Regions from separate parts of the Homo sapiens genome. Here regions 2, 3 and 4 are each linked to region 1. The links are chromatin contacts, found by Hi-C or POLR2A ChIA-PET in ENCODE. All regions are on one chromosome and are shown on one strand. The core of a region is the stretch at or near the end of the contact, and the rest is flanking DNA. Distances in the headings are between cores, read along the strand shown. Region 1 holds the start of ZNF862 (zinc finger protein 862). Region 2 has its middle 13 kb from the start of TMEM176B. Region 3 holds the start of ZNF775-AS1 (ZNF775 antisense RNA 1). Region 4 holds the start of LINC00996 (long intergenic non-protein coding RNA 996).

Evidence for each region. Hi-C counts contacts between places; a loop is a spot of excess contacts on that map. ChIA-PET counts read pairs that join two places held with the same protein, here RNA polymerase II (POLR2A). Pooled maps may share reads with other maps.
Region 2: a pooled map shows a loop between it and region 1 (2.0-fold over the local background). The contact joins the enhancer-like site here to the promoter of ZNF862 in region 1. A Hi-C loop is called at or near these places in 1 of 50 pooled maps. POLR2A ChIA-PET finds 5 or more read pairs at or near these places in 2 of 52 experiments (activated CD4-positive, alpha-beta T cell and activated T-cell).
Region 3: a loop to region 1 is called in a map of CD8-positive, alpha-beta T cell, with 5 times the contacts of the local background. The contact joins the promoter of ZNF775-AS1 here to the promoter of ZNF862 in region 1. A Hi-C loop is called at or near these places in 3 of 168 maps with a recorded cell type or tissue (CD8-positive, alpha-beta T cell, ascending aorta and prostate gland), 1 of 37 single-sample maps with no recorded cell type and 13 of 50 pooled maps.
Region 4: a map with no recorded cell type shows a loop between it and region 1 (19-fold over the local background). The contact joins the promoter of LINC00996 here to the promoter of ZNF862 in region 1. A Hi-C loop is called at or near these places in 2 of 37 single-sample maps with no recorded cell type and 6 of 50 pooled maps. POLR2A ChIA-PET finds 5 or more read pairs at or near these places in 1 of 52 experiments (HCT116).

Annotation. Positions count from the first base shown.
Region 1 is chr7:149,837,000-149,839,699 of GRCh38, reverse strand. ZNF862 (zinc finger protein 862) reads right to left here and starts at 1,325. Exons shown (of 8, transcript NM_001099220.3): 1 at 1,065-1,325. The coding sequence starts at 1,088. RefSeq lists a silencer at 790-1,249.
Region 2 is chr7:150,786,482-150,789,181 of GRCh38, reverse strand. No RefSeq gene overlaps it. Among named protein-coding and RNA genes, the nearest start is that of TMEM176B, 13 kb to the left of the region's middle. Within about 2 kb of position 1,366, at least 13 of the 41 ENCODE cell types and tissues checked have a DNase peak (open chromatin) inside an H3K27ac peak, as active enhancers do.
Region 3 is chr7:150,382,598-150,385,309 of GRCh38, reverse strand. It overlaps ZNF775-AS1 (ZNF775 antisense RNA 1), which reads left to right and starts at 1,319. Exons shown (of 2, transcript NR_183445.1): 1 at 1,319-1,509. The region is part of intron 1 of ZNF775 (zinc finger protein 775); the gene reads right to left. RefSeq lists enhancers at 598-1,553, 2,510-2,712.
Region 4 is chr7:150,432,289-150,434,988 of GRCh38, reverse strand. LINC00996 (long intergenic non-protein coding RNA 996) reads right to left here and starts at 1,335. Exons shown (of 4, transcript NR_034033.1): 1 at 1,160-1,335. RefSeq lists an enhancer at 1,095-1,194.

The sequences.
Region 1 (2,700 bases), core at 76-2,575:
AGATGCTCATGCGAGAAATCACCTCTTTTGAAATTCAGAGTCCTTCCTAGTCTTCCCAGGAAAAACTACAGCATCAAAAGAACCTCATTATCCTTTTCTCTCTTTTCGTGTGGGACAACCCTTTCAGGCGTGTCCAAGTTATTGAAGTGAAAACTGCAGGAGAGCTCCTTGAGAAAGGTGATCATTTCCTATTTATCCTCATACTTCCAGCATCTCGTTCAATGCAAATCACAGATCACAAATGTTTATTAAATGGACAGTTTTTTAAGGGACTCAATAAACAGTCGAAAACGTTTGTTGAGAGAATTCTCCTCTGTGCCAAATAAGAAACAATACTCAAGAACTGGCAGCAAACAACATCCAGAAAGATGTTAGTCCCAAGAGGCTGCCACTGTCTCCAAGCTAATGTGCCCACAACCACACTGGTCTTGGATGACACGGCCTGGAAGCGCTGGCAATCCCGTCAAATCCCTGAACTCCGCCCCCAAGCACTTTCTTTCCACCTTTTCTTCCAACTCAAAGCCTCTTGCCCAAAGCCAATTTATGACACAGGTTTCTAAGCAATGCCCAGATATTCCATGAAGTACATAACCTAGAAACAGAAGTGGCAAAAAGCATGCCAGATGCCCTCTCTTTTCAGCCCTTTCTTGGTAAGGAGGATCTAGGCAGGGTCAAGCCCTCAAGCGTCCCACCCTGCAGCTCCCACTGGCGTCCGATCCAGACTCCAAGCCTTAGCAGGGCCTCTTCAAAACGCCGAAGGTGGTGGGGAAAACAGGAAGCACCTTCGCATCGCTCCACTCGGGGGTCACCCAACCCAGCATCGACCCAGCGGACGCTCGGCAGCTCGGGGAGGATGCGCGGACACCGAACGGAAGCGTCCGCTCCTCTCCGCCACCCTCCCGGGGTCGGGCGCCGAAGTGCGGGAAGAGAGGGCGGGCCGGCGAGTCCTTCCCTGCAAGCCTGGCTCATCTGCGGGGCCTCCGCCCGAGCCGCCCCGCCTCGCCCGAGCCCGGCTCGGGGATCCTCGGGAGGGAGCGGGCGGCCCCCGGGCCTTCCAGTCCTACCTTCCCCGACTCTCTGGGCTCCATGGCCCCGCTTTCGGAGGCCCGTGCCGCCCCCTCCCCCCGCGGCCTGGCCTGAGGATGCAGCCGCCGCGACCGCCCCGGGGACCCAGGCTCCCGGAGGGGGAGGGCACCCAGGTAGGGAGGGAGCGCGGCCCAAGAACTTCGCTCTCTCACGTCGGGGGGCGGTAGCGCCGGTGGACCCAGGATAAGCGCGCTGAGCTGAGACTTGCGTCGCACCGAGCGAACAGCTTTACGGTCACTGCCCAGCCCCAGGCGGCGGGGCGTGACGGGAAGTGTAGTCCGCTCTAGGTGAGCGGCTCTCGAAGCTGCTATTGGCTCCCGGAACGCAGGTCCTGATTGGACGCCGGCGGCGCGCTTGCGACCCTCCCCGCCTCCCTCCGGCGACAGTTACTAGGCAACGGCGGCGTGGCGTCCTTTAGTCCTCTGCAGCAAGGGCAAAGCGCTCTGATTGGGCTACGCGAAGGCCAATGTCAGCCTTGAAGTTCTAGGTTTTCTTTTATTAAGGAGGGCAATACTTTTTGTTCTATTCACTCAAAAAGTATCATTGGTTGCCTACCATGGGTCAGGCCGTGTTCTAGGGTTTGGGAGAACACAGTTGAATGAGACAAAGGCCTTGCCTTCAAGGAACTCACGATCTATTAGGGAATCAGACCAGAAACAGATAATTACAAAACAGAGACAAGGGCTATGAAAGAGGTAAGCACAAAACATGAATTAAAGCCCGCGTTGTCACCTTAGAGTGAAGCGGTGGGGGATATGAGGTGCTTAGTCAAGGATTTCCTGCGGAAGTGATGCCTCAGCAGAATTAAAGCAAGAGGTAGGGTCTGCCAGGTAAAGGAGGTGCAATGGACTGACCGGTGTTCCCCTCCCAGGAGATGGGGCGTTTGGGAGGTTTAGATGAAGTCGTGAGGGTCAGGCCCTTATGGTGGGATTAGTGTCCTTATAAGAAGTTTTGTCCAAGTGCGGTGGCTCACACCTCTAATCCCAACTCTTTGGGAGGCTGAGACAGGAGGATCACTTGAGCCCAGTAGTTTGAGACCAGCCTGTGCAACACAGTGAGAGATCCCATCTCTATAAAAATAAAATAATTTTGTGAGGTGGAAGGATCACTTGAGCCTGGGTGGTCGAGGCTGCAGTAAGCCGGGATGGCGCTTCTGCACTCCAGCCTGGGTGACAGAGCAAGACCATGTCTCAAAAAAAAAAAAGACTTTTAGGGGGCCAGGGCAGGGATGTGCCTTCATGAAGGTGTTAGTGACCACATGCGTGCTGGGGGAACTAGCTAGGCCCTTTGCCCTTCTGCCCCTCTGCCTTCTGCCATGTGAGGACAGAGCAAAAAGGTGCCCTCCTGGAAGCAGAGACCAGGCTCTCACCAGACACAGACACTGCTGGTGCTTTGATCTTGGATTTCCCAGCCTCCAGAATCATAAGAAATAAGTATCCATAATTTATAAATTACCTAGTTCCAGGGATTTTGTTACAGAAGCACATAGAGATTAAGACAATGGTCAACTAATTTTTTTGTATTTTTAGTAGAGACAGGGTTTCACCATGTTACACAGGCTTCAAGTAAGCGTTTTCCATTATCCAGCTCTGCTCTTCTGGCCAAGGTTGAATA
Region 2 (2,700 bases), core at 117-2,616, 950 kb before region 1:
CTTGCTGAAGAACTGTAGGAAGACAAGGAACATGAGAAAGGAGAATGCAAAGTAGCAGACACTCAGGGGCAGAGCACCCTGAGCTTGCCGTTGCTCATGTCGTGAACAGCCATGAGAACGCAGAGTGCGCAGGGCTGCTCAGACCTCAGTGTCCATGGGCACATTTGATAGGACTGAGTTACTTGCCCACTCACCACCCTGACTCCAAGGAACTTTGGCCAAAGTTGGGCAGGGGGGTTGTCTTTTAGTTGTCACAGATGTTGATATTCAGAACTCCATCTGCAAAGATCTCAATCTATACTGCAGCATGGACAGAGGGCTGGTCCTCAAGCCTGGAGAGTACCAGAGTCCTTGAGGCAGGAAGGAAACCTTTTTTGCTTCTGGGGTAGGGTGGGAGGTGGTGGGCGTGAGAGGCTGAATTTTTGTCCCCTCCAAATTTATATGTTGAAGCCCTCACCCCTAGTAGCTCAGGATGTGACTGTATTTGGAGACAGTGTCTTGAAAGAGGTAATTAAGTTAAAATGAGATCATTGTGGTGGGCCCTCATCCAATATGTCTGATGTCATATTAGAGGCAATCAGAATGCCGACAGGCCCAGAGGGAAGGCCACCTGAGGACACAGGGAGAAGACGGCATCTACTAGCCAAGGAGAGCCTCAGAGGAACTCCGCTGGTGCCAAATCTTGGACTTTGGCCTTCCAGAACTGAGAGAAAAGAAATTTCTCCTGTTTAAGCCCCTCAGTCGGTGTTTTGTTACGGCAGCCCTAGCAAACTCAGACACTGGGAGACGGGAGACAGCTTGGGACAGCCTGAGAGGGGGATCAGGTGTGCCCCAGCACTGCGTTTTCAAAATCCCTTCCTTGTTTACTATTGAGGAGCCCTTTGTGCAGCCCTCCGGGTTCCCCATAAAGGGGTGCCTCTCATGGTGTGGGACCACACCTGCCTTTGCCACAGCTGAAAGCTGCAGTTCCCAGGAGCTGGTGTTCCTGGCATATCACCCTGAGGTCTCATCACATCCTCAGGCCACCATCGCCCTCTGTTGCCTGGTCCCACCAGCCTCTCCTCTCCCTCCACATCTGACTCCTCAGGGTCTCCAGGACAGCTCCCCACTCCCTAAGTGCCGCCTGAGGGGCACCCCACCCCCTTTGTCTTCACAACATCTCTTCTAGCATAATCTCTATAATCACAGGCATTTCTAGCACAGTCTCCTCTAGTATAATTTCCAGTAAATCTCCTAGGCTTTTCTGGTATAATCTCTTCCGGGAGCTCAGACGTTAACAAGCCAGAAAGAGCAGCTTCTGCTTTCTGCTTTGGATATCAGCCAAAACTGTCTGAGGCCGAGAGAGGCTTCTGAAATGTCCTTCTATCAAGGGCCCAGCTATATGGTCAAAAAGAGGAAGTAGAAATACTTGGAAATCTGGGGCCACTTAAGTCTGTTCGTTATCTTGTCCTGATGACCTTGGGTGCTGACATTTGCAGCTCCTGCTGAATGTCCTCTCTGCCCTAAAGCAAGGCCCTGCCACTCTGTTCTGGGACCTTTTCTTTCTGTTTCCACGTAAGGCAGATGACTCTGCTACCCCAGAGTGGGGCTTTGCAGGAGCTGCCCTGTTTCAAACTGGGCATGTCTGTTCCTTGGGATGTGTCACTGGAGCAGAATGAGGTGAAGGAGGGAGAGCCTGGCCAGGGATAATGAAGGAGCAGTAGAAACTCTACTCTGTTCTCTATAATCATGAGGGCTTTGGGGGCAGAGCACGGGATTCTCTGTGCAGGTCACACTCCCCATGGGATGGCACAGTGCTGACCTGTTGGCACTAGCAGAGCAGGTGGCATGCGGACACACCTGGTCCAGACTGGAGGCGAGGGAAGATGTCACAGTTTCTCGGCTCATAATCCTGAGCTTCTCCATGGGCTGGAGGAAGGTGGGAGCTATGTTTTTCTTGTATTCAGCCTTCTACGGGTTATTAATAAATATTCAGTCAATAAGCAACAAAAAAATTTTTTTTTTTAGAGACTAGGGGGTAAAGGTTGATTTTTTTTTTCACTTCTATATTCTGTAAAAGAAAAATTTTGGCAGCCAGTGGGTGGTCTCAATTCTTGCTGCTCAAGGTGTGATCCACTGGCCTGCATGGGCAACCCTGGGAACTGGCTAGAGATGCAAAATCTCCTCCACGCCAGACCAGCCAAGTCAGAACCTGCATTTTCACAAGGTCCCAGGCACTATATGTGCTTCGTACATTTCGAGGGGCATGGGTATGAATATTACAGTTAGGTGGTTTGCAGGAAAGAATTCAGATACAGAACAGGGCTCTGAATTTAATCTCTTTGTTTTCATTCTTTTCATGAACTTGTTAACCTTGGAGTTTTACAAAATAATTCTAGTGGTGGCTGGACGCGGTAGCTCACACCTGTAATCCTAGCACTTTGGGAGGCCAAGGCGAGCGGATCATGAGGTCAAGATATAGAGACCATCCTGGCTAACATGGTGAAACCCCGTCTGTAGTAAAAATACAAAAATTAGCTGGGCATGGTGGTGCTCACCTGTAGTCCCAGCTACTCGGGAGGCTGAGACAGGAGAATCGCTTGAACCTGGGAGGCAGAGTTTGCAGTGAGCTGAGATCATGCCATTGCACTCCAGCCTGGGCGACAGAGTGAGACTCCATCCCCTACACCCCCTGCCAAAAAAAAAAAAAAAACTCTAGTG
Region 3 (2,712 bases), core at 70-2,569, 550 kb before region 1:
AGCTTTTCTGGGTTGGCAAGAGATTTTGTTTTCAATTCTATTTCCCCAACAGGGGCCTGTACGCATGCCTACCATGGTTTCTTACAGAACCTGCTTGTGGTGCAGAGAAAAGGCGAGCAGTGGGGAAGGGGGCGGGAGGAGCCCCTGGTGGGGCTCTGATGGGTGCTGGGGGCTCCTCCCTCCCTCGCCACCCTCCTCCCTTGGGGCCACTCTGTGAGCTTCTGCATGCCACATCTTGGGAAACCTCTCACCAACTGGACTTAACATCCACCTGAAGAGGCGCAGAGGGGCTAGTGGACAGAGAAGCCACCTTGGTAAGGGGAACTCAGACCGAGGAGGGCAGAGCCCAGGCCACAAATTCAGGAGGACAGAAGGATGGGCCTGGGTCTCCACAGAGCGAGACCCCCAAGGCAAATCAAAGACAGTCCTACTTCACCCACCCTGCCTCCCAAGAGGTATTAGGACCTAACAGCCACTCCAGGTAGTAGCAGGCCTTCCACTGTCCGGGACCTCCCAGAGCAGCTCCTCCCTCAAGCCTCGGTGCCTCTGTCTCGGGCCATACCAGGGCTCGAGGGGAAGCAGCCTGTGGCTTACGTAAGAACAGAAATGGAGACAGAAGGAAGAGGACCCAAGAGGAAGAAGTGAGAAATTCAAAGGGGGAAACACAGAGGACAGGAATGAGGGGAGGCCAAGTCTTTGGGGACCCGCCTCTACCTGTGTGCTCAGGTGGGCTATGTCTGGGAAATGGCACAGCAGGTGTCCTACAGACAAAATCCAGGAAAGCCCTCCATGTGTCATGTTCCAGGCTGGCCAGACACACACGTCCCCACCCTAAGCTTCTCTCCTATTCTGCCTTTCACTCTGCTCTGTGCATGGCGGGCCCCTCCTAACCTACCATCCTGACATGTCCTCAGCCACCTGGAGACACCCAGGAGCCAGGTGAGCAGGCTGCCCAGCAAAGCGCCCCGGCTGGAAGACAGGCATCAAGGGCCAGATGCGCCATCTCCCACCAGTGCCCACACCAAGTCTTGGAAGGCCGCTTTGTCTATCGCACAAGGGCCCCCGGGCCCCTACCGGACCACCTTTCCTCTCTGCTGCCCCTCGGGCTCTGAGGGGAGCAGGACACACAGGGGCCCCCTTCCCACGCCTGGCCCTGGCCCGGCCCTCCGCGCACCGGGTCAGGCTGCAGTTCAGTTAAGAGCCTCACAGTGGGCAGGCCTCAGCCTGGGCCCAGCTGCCATGACAACTGAAGACCAACCACACAAAGAGGGGATTGAGCTAGCAGCAGGTGGAGAGGCCCGGGGCAGGGGGAGGCAACAAAGGAGCTTTGGTTGTGGCAGAGACTTGGGGGTGGGGCGGCCAGACAGCAGCTGGGGGAGGAGAAAGGCCACAGGCCAGAAAGAGGCAAGGTCCTCCCCATCGCCGCCCCTGGAACCTCCCACCAGCCCAGCACAGCTCTCACAGCCTCAGCGCCCCAGGTCGGGCAGTCAGAAGCAGACCATGCCACAGGTATCATCTGCTGCTAGTGGAGCGGGAGCAGGATCCGCCACTAGGCGCTAAGGCTTTTGGGGGTGGGGGCAGCTCCCCAAACCCCAGCCAAAGGCCCAGTATCAGGCCCTTCTCAGCCCTGAGGTCCCAGCAGGTCCTCACTTGCTGGGCACAGCTCAGCTGGTCTTCCATAGGAGACCCCCACAGAAACTGGCCTCTCCAGTCCCAGCCCATGCCCAGCCAATGCCTCCCTGCCATGCTGCCCCTTTCTATAGCCTCATCCTTCTCAACTCCACCGGGTCCCCAGCGCCTCCCTGCCCTCCTGCAGCCCATACCTGACTGCTATGTCCTCACCCAGTCCTCTCTCCCTGTGAGACCCCTCACTCAGGTTAGCCCCAGGGAGCGGGGGCTTGCTCCCACACCTGCGCGTCCCTCATATGCAGAAGGTGTGTAATGTGTATTGAATGAATGAACGGATGAGTGAATGAAACAATGGAGGACCCAAGAGGTGGCTCCTCAGGCTCCAGTCTTCTGTCACTATTAAGAAATCCCTCAGGACCAGGCAATGGTATTCTCTGCCTCTGATTTCAGTTAATAGCAGATGTTTTTAATTTAAATATATGATCATAGGGACATAAGAAACTGATGTAAATGCTAAACCACACACAAACACACCCAGATACAATCATATCTAAATACAGCTAAGTAAACAAAAGTTCAAAGACACAAAACTACGTGAGAACACCTGCAAAACTGTCTATGCAAATACAGAGAATGTGAGATATTTTTTAAAACTCACAGACACACCTACAGATCCACAGACACACAAACGTGCCACTGTGAACCAGGGCAGCACGAATCACTGCACAGCACACTTAGGAACACAGAACTGCAAAGCCACCCATGACACAAGTATCCTTGTACACCCATGGCCATCCCATCAGGGTCACTTGCTCCGAGGAAAAGAACTCAGAGAGGTAGAAACAGAAGCAACATACCCTCATCGAGCCAGGAGGCCGGGGCCATAAGTCACCGTTGGATGACCTGCGCTGGGGTGGGATAAGTCAGCAGGAGCTGCAGCTGGCTGGAGAGACGTTACAGCAAGACAGAAAGCCCTAGAGACAATGAGCCTGTGTCCGGCAAGCCTGGTGCAGCCTAAGATCCTCAGGGCCTGGCCTGTGGGCTCTGGCCCAAGGGGATGCAGCGGGCCCTCTCCCCTTCAGC
Region 4 (2,700 bases), core at 86-2,585, 600 kb before region 1:
CTGAAGGCTGTGACACACATATGCCTGTAATAAGGACTATTTCCAAGGGCCTTCCCAACTGCAGCCTGCCACAGGAGTCACTGGACGGCCGGCCACATGTTGGAGCACTCTCACCTCACATGCCATCTCCACTAAGAATCTGACCTCAACTCCTGTGCCCAAGTAACCAATGTTCTCTTTGTTCAAAAACAACTCAACAACTCCTGTGCACTCCTCCTTTTGCCTTTATTTTTTTGAGACCAAGTTTCGCTCTTATTGCCGAGGCTAGAGTGCAATGGTACGATCTTGACTCATTGCAACCTCTGCCTCCCAAGTTCAAGCGATTCTCCTGCCTCAGCCTCCCAGGTAGCTGGGATTACAGGCATGTGCCATCATGCCCAGCTAATTTTGTATTTTCAGTAGAAATGGGGTTTCACCATGTTTATCATGCTGGTCTTGAACTCCGGACCTCAAGTGATCCACCCGACTCAGCCTCCCAAAGTGCTGGGATTATAGGCGTGAGTCACCACACCCAGTCTTCCTTGTGCCCTTAAAAGCTTCCCCTTGCCTCAGCCTCCTGGATGCGCCCATGGCTGCTGTGGCACGGGCACTCCGCATCACAATCATGCTGCTCATTTCCAAATAAATTCATCATCTTTGGAGAATCGCTTCTGTTTGTTATTTAGGTTGATAATTCTTCAAAAAAAAAAGTCTATGACTTCAGTGACAAAGAGGGAAGCTGGGAGGTCGGGAGGAAGGTGTGTTAGGAAGAATGTGTCTGACTCTGTGGTTAGTTGGGGTGGGGACCCTTCAGCCTCCTGAGTAGGAGCGGCAGGCCTGGGAACAGGGGAGTCTCCTTCCTAGGTCCTATTGCCTAGGCCCACATGATGCCTACCTGAGGCATATGCACAAAGAAAAAGTCCTTAAAATTTTGTTTTTCTCTAGAACAACCTACAGTCCTAGGGACAGACACACCATCCTCCTAAGTCCTATCACACCCTGGAAAATTGTAACAAAAAGGTGACAGTCTCCTTGGGGCATTGCCTGCAGCCTTAGCTAGGGGCCATCCTAGTTATCTCAATTACTCATCCAATTTGTGATCAGCCCTAAGTTCTGGCTCACTCTAGCTCTCTCCTTCGACTTCCTCATCTCCCAAATGGAAGTGACTACCCCGACCTACCAGGCTGTTGTGGGAACCGAACGATGTGGCAGAGAGTCCAGCTCAGCTTCCTACCGTTCCACGAGGGCCACTGAAAGGCCAGTCCTCTTCAGCCTGCAATGAGAGAGATTGAAAGTGGAAGCAGGTCTAAGCTCACAGAATCAGGAAGAAGGTAGAATGCTGAATACACTTCTTCCTCCAATCCCAAATGCTAGAACTGTGTTTCTATCGAAGTTTTGTCATCGACTTTTTAGAATCAGAAAAATGATTAAGAAACATGAGCTGAGATATGCAGGTTCCTTGAGCAAATAGGATTTTGTACAGCAGACACCTCCTGGTGTCTCATTTCCTGAGATCCCCAAAGTGAGAGATAAGAAAGCTGTGGCCGCAGCAGAGACTTGAAACAGTGACCAGAGACCAACTCTTCCACAGGAAGGTGTCTGCACAGAAGACTCACAGGGGCAGCTGACAAAGATCTGTCTATAGCCTGGTCCACAATAAAGATCAGGGGTTGGACAGGGTGAGACACCCAACACGGTGGCTGGAGCCACCCCCTGTAACTATCAACAAACTTGCAGCCCAAGGTCGAGCACAAATAAGTGGGCACAGAAAGACACTTCAGGACACGAGCTACAGAGAGGCAGCCACCTGGCCATCCTCCAGCTGCCTGAGGTTTGCAGATGCCCTTGATGCCACCCCCTATCCCTCCCAAGCACTCTCCTCTCCGTGCACACAGATGCTTAACAAGAGCACCTATGACTCTCCACAGACCAGAGCACCAGGGACACAGTGCCCCTGGGAGATGCTGCCACCAAGGCCAGATGGAAAGAACACCCCTGTGTTCTTGCTCCATGGTTGGCATCTGAGACGTACCTGCCAGGGTTCCCCAGCAGGATCAAGCTCAGTGGCCCAAAGTGGAAATGAACTTACCAGTCATCCTCCAGTGGCCTCCTCTCTTTCTCACTTTCCCACTCCCCCACCAGGGTTTCTCGGGATCCACTCTCAAATAAACTACTTGCCCTTGAATCCTTAATTCAGGGGGAGTCAAAACAAAGACGACCAATCAGAGACAAATATTAACCATAATGATGTCTATTACTCAGATAGGATTGAAATCAACTCAGAAGGGCAGGAATGTGTGAAATCTTCTCCCTTTCCCTTCTCTGCTGAGTAATTGACTCTCATGCCCTAGAGCCTTCTCTACCCCTCTGTAAGCACGTGGATTCAAAACTGAATGTCCAAGTTCAAACCCAACTCCCCACAACCCAACGTTCCCAAGTCATCTAGGGAAATTTGCTTCACCTCTTCAAGTCTCCATTTCTCCAATGTTAAGACAGGAGAGTCTCAGACAGTTCACAGCGACCAACCCACCCCTACTCGGCCACCACCCACATAACATCTTACTGGGAGATTTCTCCCATTGAGTTCAAGTTCATAGCTGGAGAATATGGAAACTGCACACTCACCATGGAAGATAACACCAAGAAGTCTTTGTCTTTCCTGTCTTCTGCTTTCATCATCTGCCCCCTCCCACCAGACTGTGTTTCTCCATGACACCCTGT